Linked DNA regions of Mus musculus: region 2 is linked to region 1. A link is a loop called in an ENCODE intact Hi-C map of the cell type or tissue named here. Cell type or tissue: heart. All regions are shown on one strand. Links, peaks and the distances in the headings refer to the core of each region. The heading gives the core; the rest is flanking DNA.

Evidence for each region. Peaks named below come from ENCODE experiments on the same cell type or tissue, not always from the same donor. Only the 100,000 strongest peaks of a DNase experiment are listed, where the experiment ranks them.
Region 2: it touches region 1 in a loop (2.8-fold over the local background); 2 of 42 quality-filtered maps call a loop at or near these places.

Annotation. Positions count from the first base shown.
Region 1 is chr17:84,478,316-84,483,692 of GRCm38, forward strand. All of the region lies in intron 2 of Gm41642 (a long non-coding RNA gene), which reads right to left. Among named protein-coding and RNA genes, the nearest start is that of Thada, 15 kb to the left of the region's middle. In heart, for the core only: a CTCF peak has its summit at 2,374 (motif pointing left); no DNase peak of the experiment used is centred there.
Region 2 is chr17:83,900,277-83,905,653 of GRCm38, forward strand. No RefSeq gene overlaps it. Among named protein-coding and RNA genes, the nearest start is that of 1810073O08Rik, 15 kb to the right of the region's middle. In heart, for the core only: a CTCF peak has its summit at 3,271 (motif pointing right); DNase peaks (open chromatin) are centred at 1,955 and 3,365; H3K27ac peaks cover 1,770 bases; H3K27me3 peaks cover 291 bases.

The sequences.
Region 1 (5,377 bases), core at 265-5,264:
CTGAGCAACTGATTGCTAGACTGAGTGGCTCCTGACACCATCCCTGTGGCAATATTAATTTAATGTTAAGTTAATTTCGAAGCTCACACTGACATCTGCCCACTTTGGCTGGATTTGGCTTGAACTGAGTGGGACTCTGCATGCCAAAACGAAAAGGAATTGGAGCCAGGGAATCCCAGGGAAAGATGGGGCTGGCAGAGAGTGACAATAACAGCCAGACACCGGTAGAGCACTTACCATGAGCACCACCCTTGCCCATTTAGACTTGTCATCTCCGTTCCCACACAAACCCCTTGGCCACTTACCATTTTGCAGATCAAAAACCAATTTGCCTAGGTAGTAAGTGAAAGGATTGAATAATAATAATAAAAAAAAAACCCTAGCACACTTGTAATCTCAGCACTGGGGAGGTGGAGGCACACGGATTGCTGGTGTTCATTGGCCTGAATTCTAGGCCAATAAGAGACCTTGTCCCAAGTCACAAGGTGGATGGTGCTGGGGTGAGGGGATGGATATCCAAGGTTGTCCTTTGGCTTCCACACACACGTGCATGTGTGCACACATATGTGCACACATCCACATACACAAAACACCTTAGCATGAAACTTTGGTACTGAGTAGTAAAATGTTGACCTTCAATTAAAAAAAAAAAAAAAAGCCTGAAAGCCATGGACAGTGGCTGACCTGTTTGGGAGTAAGACAGGAAGTCCAGGAGGTCAAGACCATTCTCAAGCAGAGTGAGTTCAGGGTAAGCAGGGCTACATAGGACCCAGTCTCCAGTAAACAAATAAGACCATAACTAAATAAGCGCAATGGGCTGGCAAGATGGCTGGGTAGGATCAAGATGGTTGTACACACACACACACACACACACACACCCTTTGTTGATATATTGGTGTGATAATTAAATGATATTATACATGGAAAAACCCTATCATCATTTCTGAAACACAAGTAGTCTCATTCTCCTTTGACCCTAGACCATAATCTTTCTCACTAGGCTAAACTGCATGACCCTAAAGGTCATCATATGGTAATCCCAGGACCTAGGAATGTCATATCCAATGCTGTTAAAAAATAAAAGTCCGGGTGGCCGGAGGGTTGGCTCAGTGCTTCAGAGCCCTTGTTGTTGCAAAGGAATGGGGTTCATTTTCCAGCACCCACATGGAGGATCGGTACCCACTACCCCCTTGGTCACCAGTCATGCATACGGTACACAGGCATACATGCAGGCAAACCACTCAAACAGATAAACCAGTCAGAACAAATTGAAAATATTAAAAATAAAAAATAAATAATCAAGAAAAAGAATCTCCCTGGATCCTTCAGAAAGCAACCAGCTGACTCAGATGCTACCTTGATAATTAAGATCTATTTTATGCTTTGGCCTCCCAGAACAATGCATATGTGCTGTTCTAAGCCACAAACAGGGTGGTATTTGTTACAGCATCAGTGCAAGACCCATATATTCCCTAGGGTGAGAGAATGCCAACAGACTTCATTTGCCTCAGTCTCCAAGCGAGACTGACCCCCACCCAGTTCTCACCTGGCTGTCTACCCTCAGCCCACTTCCTCGCCTCACAGACTCCATGTGGAATAAGACACAACTCAAGCAATACTATACAGAGCAAGCACACTGGGTTTGCTGAGGCTAGCCCCTACCCTTGACCCACCATGAGTGTGAGAATAGAGGGGCATTCAGACAAAGTGGTGTGAAAGGTCACTCAAGAGCAGTTACCAAGCCATCATGTCACAGCTGCACAAGCAAAAACGGACCAACATGAGGATTCCTGGAAGAAATAAAATGTGCTGTGTGACCCAGCATGGAGGGGACTTTTGTGGTGTTCTGAGAGTAGCCACAAACTTGGAAGGGCCTCACAGAGGAGGAACCAGTGCCGGGGCCCCGGGTCTGCCTTAGGCTGGCTGAAGGGTATATTATCGGGACCTTGTTAGAGACTCCTGGGTGCCTCAGAGAGACAAGAGGGGCTGAGGCCACGTGCTCCTACTCACACAGAGCCTGCCTGAGCTGAAAGGGAGTTCAGCCAAGCACTTAGCCTTCCTCATCACAGATCAACAAAGCCCACAAAGCCCTGGAATTCTCATCTGGTTGACGGATAAAGGTGTGCAAGGACTCTGCTGCTCAGGCAAGGGCTCTTTCTAGTGCATTCCACATGCTTCTCTTTTTCTAAATGCAAATACCGCTGGCTGTTTGTAGCATCGACTCTTCCGCATGAAGAGAAACAAAGGCGTAATTACAAGGGCTTGGGAATTAATGGTACTAAATGGGTAATTTGGGTTTCATGTTAAATCCTGGAATGGATGACCCAGGGTCAGAAAGATTGGCTTTCCAAGTGTCACCTCTGCCATCTGGTGGTCAAGTGACAATATAACCACAACAACTGGGCATTGATACTGTCATCACGTTAGCCATCTGCGACCTTGGGGTCGGGTGAATGGATTGAGTGTGAGATCTGTCTTTGTAAGGCCTGAGATGACAAAATAAAATGTTAAGTATACAAATAAAGGTTAAATGTTTTCCACAATATTTCAGCTCAGCGTGAGAACTGTGGAAAAGTCCCTTCATTCATTTCTTCAACAAATATTTATTAAACACGGTCTTAGTTGGTTTCCCTGGAAACAGACCTCAGGCAGAGACATGTGTGAGGGAGGGTGGATAGAGACTCCTCTTGAGAGCAACCCTTGTAAGGGTTTGAGGGAAAAAAGAACTAGCTGGAAAGAGTTGAACTGAGATGAACTTGCTGCAGAGGTCTGGGCCAATCCTGCTATGAGCTGTCAAGCTGGCTGGGCATGAAGACTGAGCCTCGACATTTCTGTATCCAGTCGTCCTTAGACTAGCCCTGAGCTACGGCAGACAATGCGACTGTCTGAAGCTCCTTGACCCTGACCGCAGAACCACACCACAGTGTCCACTATAGACATCTACGCTTGCTAGAGCCCTAGCCCTAACCAGGCATAGAGGTGTAGAGTGGGGTTATAGACCATCTCTGCCTCTTAAAGGGATCCAGAAGCACAGAGAACAGAAAGTGATACACAGGGATTTTTTTTTTAAATCAAAAACAGAAAAGCAAAGACGGTCAGGAAATGTATTCTGTCAGACTTAGTGGCAAAGGAACATCTTTGCTTTTCATTACAACCGCAGAGAATCTTGAGCATACCTGGGGGAAAACATGAGCTCCTCTATGCTGATATAAACAGTGAGGAAAGGACTCTCCTTCTCCTGGAAATATCCCTACAGCGGTTTAACCAAAACACTGGAGGTTGGCTTCTGTAAAAGAGCCCGGCTCCCTTGTTCCCTTTGGCTGTACCCAGGCAGACGTGATGGGGCATTGCCTGTATCCTCAGCTCCAGGTGTTGTGCACTGTTGGAAACGAAGGCTGTCATAGGCAGGTGCCATTCCTGGGGGGACTCTCGTGCTGACAAATCGTTTTCCCCATGGGTAGTGCTTTGGTAGCTCTAGGAAAGCTGGCTCCTCGTATCTGTGTGAGTGGGTCCTGAGAAGTTTGCAGTTCTTGGCTCCGACCTATTGGGTGTTCCCTGACCTGACTTGACTGGTGGTCTCAGCCATTCCTCCATCTGTTTCCCTTTCTTCTTCTTCTTCTCCCACCAAGGTCAACTTTATTTCCTCTCAGAGAAAAGCAGTTCTCTCAAGGAAAAGATTCTCACCTGTTCTCCTCAACATGACAGTGAACTCTGTAATTTTAGATATAAGCTTAAATATTTGAAATGGACAAAAATATTTCTGCAAGACAATTTCCAGAAAATCTTTTTGGAACTTAAAAAAAGCTAATATCTATCTATCTATCTATCTATCTATATCTATATATAGACATATATAGATATATATAGATATATAATGTACATTATAATGTCTTACACACACACACACACACACACACACACGCACGCACGCACGCACGCACGCACGCACTTCTTAGGGCTGGCTGTAGCCTATGCCTCTAATCCCAGCACTCAGGAAGCAGAGGCAAGTAGATCTCTCTGAGTTCCAAGACAGCCTGGTCTAAATAGCAAATTCTAGGCCAGCAAAGGTATATAGTAAGACCCTATCTCAAAAAACTAAAAAAACTAACAACAGCAAAAGCATTTCTTCTCTCGAGTTCATCTGTAGGTACCATTCTCTAAGGTAGGAGAGGTGGACTGGCCTGAGCTCTTGGCGTGGCAGAGGAACGGGATGATGTACTGAAGTCACTGTCTTCAGAGCTTGCTGTCTGGGCTTCCATCTGAGGACCTGCTGTCTGGACCCCTGTACAAGGATCTCTCTCTCTCTCTCTCTCTCTCTCTCTCTCTCTCTCTCTCTCTCTCTCTCTCTCTCTCTCTCTCTCTTTTTCTCTCCCTCTCCTTGGCCGGTGTTTCCTCCCAAATTCTCTACCTGAACCATAAGCGAGAGAAAATTCTGGAAGGCCTTATTCCTCTTACTCCCTTCTGGCTGATGAATCATCACATTTTTAGACAACGCCATGCTTGCTGTTGCTGTCTAATTTGTGACACTGAAAATTCCCTCTCTCCACGGGGGGCTTTGTAGCCTCTGTGATTTTGACATTTCTTTCTTTTTTAATTGAAAATAGATTTTTTTTTTAACAATATATTCTAATCATGGTTTCCCTGACTCCTACTCCTCCCATGAGCTACATCCCAGCCAGAGAACATGTGCTTCGGACAGCATGTACAGTGATGCCAGAACTCAGGCACACTGAGAACTGATCCTGGAGAACCCTTGTCTGTACTAGTGATTGTGAAAAATGCACATTTCTTTGCTTAACACTCTTTCCTATATCCAGGCTTGGTGGCCCACACCTTTAATCCCAGCACTCGGGAGGCAGAGGCAGGCAGATTCCTGAGTTCAAACCCAGCCTGGTCTACAGAGTGAGTTCCAGGACAGCCAGGGCTACATAGAGAAATTCTGTCTTGAAAAAACAAAAACAAAACAAACAAAAGCCCACAGGCTCTTTAATAGACTCCCATGCTGGTGGTGTGCTGAGGCCCCCTGGCTGCCTTTCAAGCCTCATCTGCGATGAACATGTAATACAAAAGAATTTTGGGGCTGACTTACTCTTCCAGTGTTTTGAGACTCAGATCATCTGGCACTGCCTTGAGAAATATATTTTTTTAAATCTAGATATATTAATTGTCCATAAGAATGAGTTTCATCATGGCACTTTCATGCATGCATATAATGCATTTATTTTTATTTTATGTAAATGATTACTTTTGGTTTTTGGTTTTTTTTTTCCCTCTGCTCTTCCGGAAGACAGATTAAACTCCTAGTACCCACGTTGTAGCTCACAATAACTCCAGTTCCAGGGGATCAAATTCCTGTTCTAGCCTCTGTAGGCATATA
Region 2 (5,377 bases), core at 184-5,183, 580 kb before region 1:
TGCTTCAAATATTTGAATTGACTGTTGAGGTTTGGGGTGTTCTGTTGCACTTCGCTCTTGAGACAAGGACCTTGCTGGCTCCCCCCGCATGGGTCCGAGTCTGTGACAAAAGTAAAGGGCACACAGAGAAAGGAGATCTGGGTTTGGTCCTGCTGTACCCATGAGCAGAGACGTGTAGGAATGGAAGTAGACAAGACTTTTCCAAGAGGGGGCTCACAAAGTCTGGTGTGTGTGTGTGTGTGTGTGTGTGTGTGTGTGCGTGCGCGCATGTGTGCTTGCGTATGCGTATGAATCTTTTTGTAGGGGTGGGAAGGAGAAACAGACTTTCAGGATTCCTGGTGTGGGCTAGAGTATATTTGAGTCTTTAGACATAGAAAGAGAATCAGGGAACAGCACTGGGCAGAGGGAGAGAAAGTCCCCAGAGGAAAGTGAGAGATTTTAGTTTCTGAAAGGAGAGCCTGAGAGAAGGGATAGGAAAATAAGAAAGTTAAGGGGCAATGCCCTTGCCTCCCACCATCAACGATGTGCACCTAGCACGCTGCATGCAGGCCGGCACTACCACAACTCGCTCACTCGAGTGTGGTCACGGCCGTGTGCCACCAGGAGAACGCAAGCCTACATGTGTGCCCCATGTCTAGGTCAACTCTCCACCCTCTCTTCCTTTTGTTTCCCTGGTTACAAACCCATTCATATTAACTGTAGGAAACAGGCAGAGATGTGCAGATCCTGCAGGAAGGAGCAGAGCAGTGGCATCAACCTGGCATTTGGGCATAAACACTGTTGTTCACTTACAGTGACCTACGATGCCTGTGACCAGGTAAGACATACAGCAGGCAAGCCAGTACCCCTTACTTCTAACAATACCTTCCTAGCCTCTGATTGCCACCATGGCAAAGTCTCATGTAGCCCAGGGTGCCCCATTATGTCCAGTTTAATGCTCGTGACTGAGCCAGGGTTCACTGGATGCTAGAAATCACTGTGCCAATGGAGTTACAACCTCGGTGCCCTTCTTGGGGCGTGGGTGCATGTGCAGAAGCAAACACATTCTCGAGCTTAAGGTGGAGTCTCCTGTAGCCCAGGCTAACCCTATGCTATGTCATCCTGGTCCTCCTGCTTCTGCCTCCCAGTGCTGGGGTAACACATCTGCTCCATCACTCCTGGTCCATTGGGGCTTCCTACCTAGTCACTGGTTCCTCCTAGTCACTGATGGCTGAGGGCTTCATCTTAGAGACATCCCTGTAGTGAGAATTTTGTTCTTTCCGAAAACCCAGTTATGTGACTATGTTTTTGTTTCAATCCCAGGCGTGGGATATGGGGGCTGACTAGGCTTTGTCTCATGCTCTGGCAGGGCCTGATTCTATCAGCTGAGAGATAGTTTAAGTTTGGAATTCTGGAGACTCTTGAGCGGTTATAAAAGGGCCAGAGCCTGCAGCGGTGGCTGCTGCTGTTCCCTGCTATTGCTGGTTCCTGAAGCTGCTTTTGCTGTTCCTCTGAATTGCTGGTTGCACATATCCTGATTATAAAGACTGGACTTGCCCCTGAGAACTCAATGCCCCTAACCATCAGGAAGTAGTCTAAAGAAATCTATGCCCCCTTTCCTTCTAGGCTTCTTTCTTCTACCAGGGCTGGGGGTGGGGGGCATTGGGGGAGGAGAAGGATGGCAGAGAGAAGAACCCAATAAAGTAGCCCAAAAGCACGGTTACACATCCCACGGAGATCCAGGCCTCCTAAGCATCCTCCTGAGGTTTCTTACTCAGTCTTACCAGTATCAGAATCTGCAGCATCACAGGAGCTCAGCCCTTCTGTGTGGTGGGCACCATGTCTAGACCCTGCCTGCCTGGAGTCTCTCTGGTGAGCTGGCCCTGAGGTTTACCGGGCTCCCTAGGGACCATTGCTTCACTGGGTTGTGGGGTAAAGACAGGGAACAGATTTCAACTCGTGCCTCCTGGAAACCACATCAAATGGTGCAGCTAGGAATTAATAAATAAATCTCGGAGACAAGTCAATTACCGTTCCCCTGTGGCCCTGTCCCCAGGGGCAAACAGTGGCAAGTGGTTCCCAGCCCCAGCACGTCTTCCCCAGGGCAGGACAACCACTGCAGCTGGCTTCTGTCAGATTAGCTGGGCAAGATGTGACAGGCCTCTGTCCTCTGGGGAAATCGCTCCTTTCCTGGGAGGTGGTGAGGACATTCCCAGGTTGCTCTGTTCCTGCCCTCTCCCTGCACCCTCCCAGTCTTACCGCTTTACCATTGGGGAAAAAAAATCAGACAGATTTCTTGTTGTTTTTGAAAATACATATTCATTCTACAAAGGCTGAGGGAAGCCTGCTAGCTACAAGGTAGAGGTTTTGCCAGGTTGGGGACTCTTGGAGACACAGCTCTTTCTGCCTGTGAAGAGTTTACAGTCATGCGTGTGGGCAGGATGTGTGTATCAGGCAATGTGGTTGCATATAGCAAATTTTTGTGGTTAGCAAGGAGGGGAGAACCTAGTTTAGCCTAAAAGGTTCCCCAGAGAGGCCTCTGGGAAGGTGATACGGGACAAGCTGTCACCTTGACGGGTAGTGAGTACTGCAAGGTTTATAAAGCAGCAGGGTCAAGGAATGGAGGTGAAGTGAGAGGGCTCTGAAGCAGCTGGCTGGATCCAGATGTGAAGGGGACAGAGTTGGGCTGGGGTGACAAGGGAGGGGAGCTACAGGTACCTGATGACAGGGTTTTGGGGTGTCATCAGAGAGAAAGAGAGAGAGGCAGACAGAGGGAGAGAGACAAAGAGAGAGATAGAAAGAGACAGAGACAGGGAGACAGAGACAGACAGAGAGAGACAAAGACAAGGAGACAGAGACAGAAAGAGACATAGAGACAGAGACAGGGAGATGGGACTTAGGTTTGTTTTAGCTTTGTGTACTAGGCACAAGGTGTTATTTCTACATAAACCAACTCTGTGGATCCCACCAGACTCAACAAATAGCAGTCTTCGCTCTGTTCAGCATCAGGGAAAACGAGTTCTCCAGCATTCGCTGCCTCTGAGTTTTCTCAGCTTGCATCGATTAGACAAGTCCTTTAGATTGATCATTTTCTCGAGTTTACTGTGCATAAAGATCACTTGGGACATTCAGTTAAGTGTGGCTGTTTGGTGTCTGTCATGTGGACTCGGGTCCTACATGGCTCAGCAATGTGCATTTTTAACAAGCTACGTGGATCAGAGAGCACATTTTGAAAGAAACAGTCCTAGAAGCTGATTGTATCCTCCTGGGGAACGTGCTGGGATTGAGGCTGCCGACAGGTGGCAGTACTGCATCGTGATGCTCTAATTACACCTCGGGCTTTCTTCCTTAAACTGGGATTGTTGACTGTAACTGGCCGAGACAGACAGTTCTGGGGCTTGCTGTTTTGCAAGAATGTGTAGAAATGAAACTGGGTTGGTGAGGAATGCTCGGCTACTTGTGGGGTGGGGTGAGGTGAGGTGAGGTGCTGAGGCGGGAAGATCCCAAGTTCAAGAGCTGCTTGGGCTACACAGTGAGTTCAAGGCCACCCTGAGCAGCTTTGGTGAGCTCCAAGGTGAAGTGGGCTTAGGAATGCAGCTCTCACTTAGCACCTACAGCGCCTCAGGCTTCCGTTCCCAGAACAACCAGATAAAGTAGACAAAGTAAAATAAGTTAGTCAGCAAATCTTACATTTCAAAAAAGTTTAAATTTCATTTTCAGCCAGCAGAGTTGAGCTTTCAATACAGAGAATACAGAGATCTCTTGTCAGGCATGTATTTTGATCACCTGAAATATGGATACTCCTGGGAGAGATGTGCCCAAGGTTCAGTGAACACATGGTCTTTAGTTATTATTGGTATGATTATTTGGAACGTCCTCCGTCTTTATCATGGGGTAGAGTCTCTTTTTCATGCTCATCATTAAGTGAATGAGGCAGGGATGGGAGGCCTTCCCTGGGTTTCCTGAGCAAGCCAGCGACAGGGGCGCCTCAGCTTTCAAACATAGCTCTTGGTTTATACTTGACTGACATGGTGGTCCTGGTGGCCTGGTCTAAATTGAAAACTGACTGGAAAGGGTCCAACAGCAGAGAATTGGCCATTAAATGGCTATCTGAATTAGTGACCCCTAGCGCCAGCTCTAGGGTGGCCTGTTATGAGATGATGCCCTGTCACTGAGAAACATCTCAAGCCCCTTTCTGTTTGTACATTCTTTGGGAGAGGGGGTTGATCCCTGAAAAAAAAAATCAGAGTGTATAAATTCTATGGTCTTTCTTATCCCTAGTCAGTGGTTTTGGCTGATTCTAAGTGATCATTGTTGGTACCAGACGAGATGGAGACTCTCAATTGCATCCTGCTTTCTCTGTGCCTGTTTTTAACTGCATCTCTGCTTTTCCTTCCCCTCTCTTCTCTCTCTCTCTTCTCCTCCATTTCTCTCCTCTCTCGTTCTGTGTTCTCTCTTTTGTTTCCAACAAGATCTTGATATGCAGCCCAGGATCGCTTGCCTCAGACTTAGACCCACTGAATTTCAGCCTCCCAGATGCTGGGATCACTAGAGAGAGCACCGCATCTGCCTACAGTGGCTTTTTAAAAACAGGGAAAAGGAAGGCAAGAACAATAGAAAAATCGCTTATTATTATTGTTCGCCACCATGTCATGTAGAAACCGTATCTTGAGTTAAGGAAACTTGTTGTTTGAATGATTTTTATCAGTTTCTTTCTACTTTATAAGCTTGACTTCTAGAAAAATTTGAATTATAGGATATGTTGCATTCTATCCTATAGGCTGCACTGTGTTGGAAATTCATGGAAATTCATGCTTTAGTTAGAAATTAAATGAACCAAAGTTTGTTGGCCAATGATATATTAGAAGTGAAAAAAAAAAAAACAAAAACCCCAAACCCACCCCTTACCCTTTCAGTCTCTCTTTTTGAAAGGGTCTCACTGTGTAGCCCAGATTAGCCTGGAACTTGTCATTTTGCTGCCTCAGCCTTTTCAGTGCTAGAATCCCAGATGTGTGCCACTATCTCTGGCTTTGAACTGATTATTATTTTTCTTTTAAGAAAAGAACTTTTCATTAAAAAATTTAAAACTTAAAGACTTGCAATTGAAAACACAGAATTTACCATCACAATGGTTGGAATGGGTTGTTTTTCAATACTATTCCTTAGTCATGCTTTCTCTCAGCCTGGAGGGTGAATCTTCACAATTCCTGCTTCGAGGAGAGAGAAGACAGTGTTTTGTGCTCCAAACTGATGCTCACTCACAACATCTATGCCTTATGTACAGAGAAATGGGATGAGACCTGGATGGCGAGAGTAGAGAGTAGAGAGCCCCATACCCGAGGTGGGAGGGACCTCAGGCAACAGCAAAGACAACAGTTACAGGCCGTCTTTCAAGACC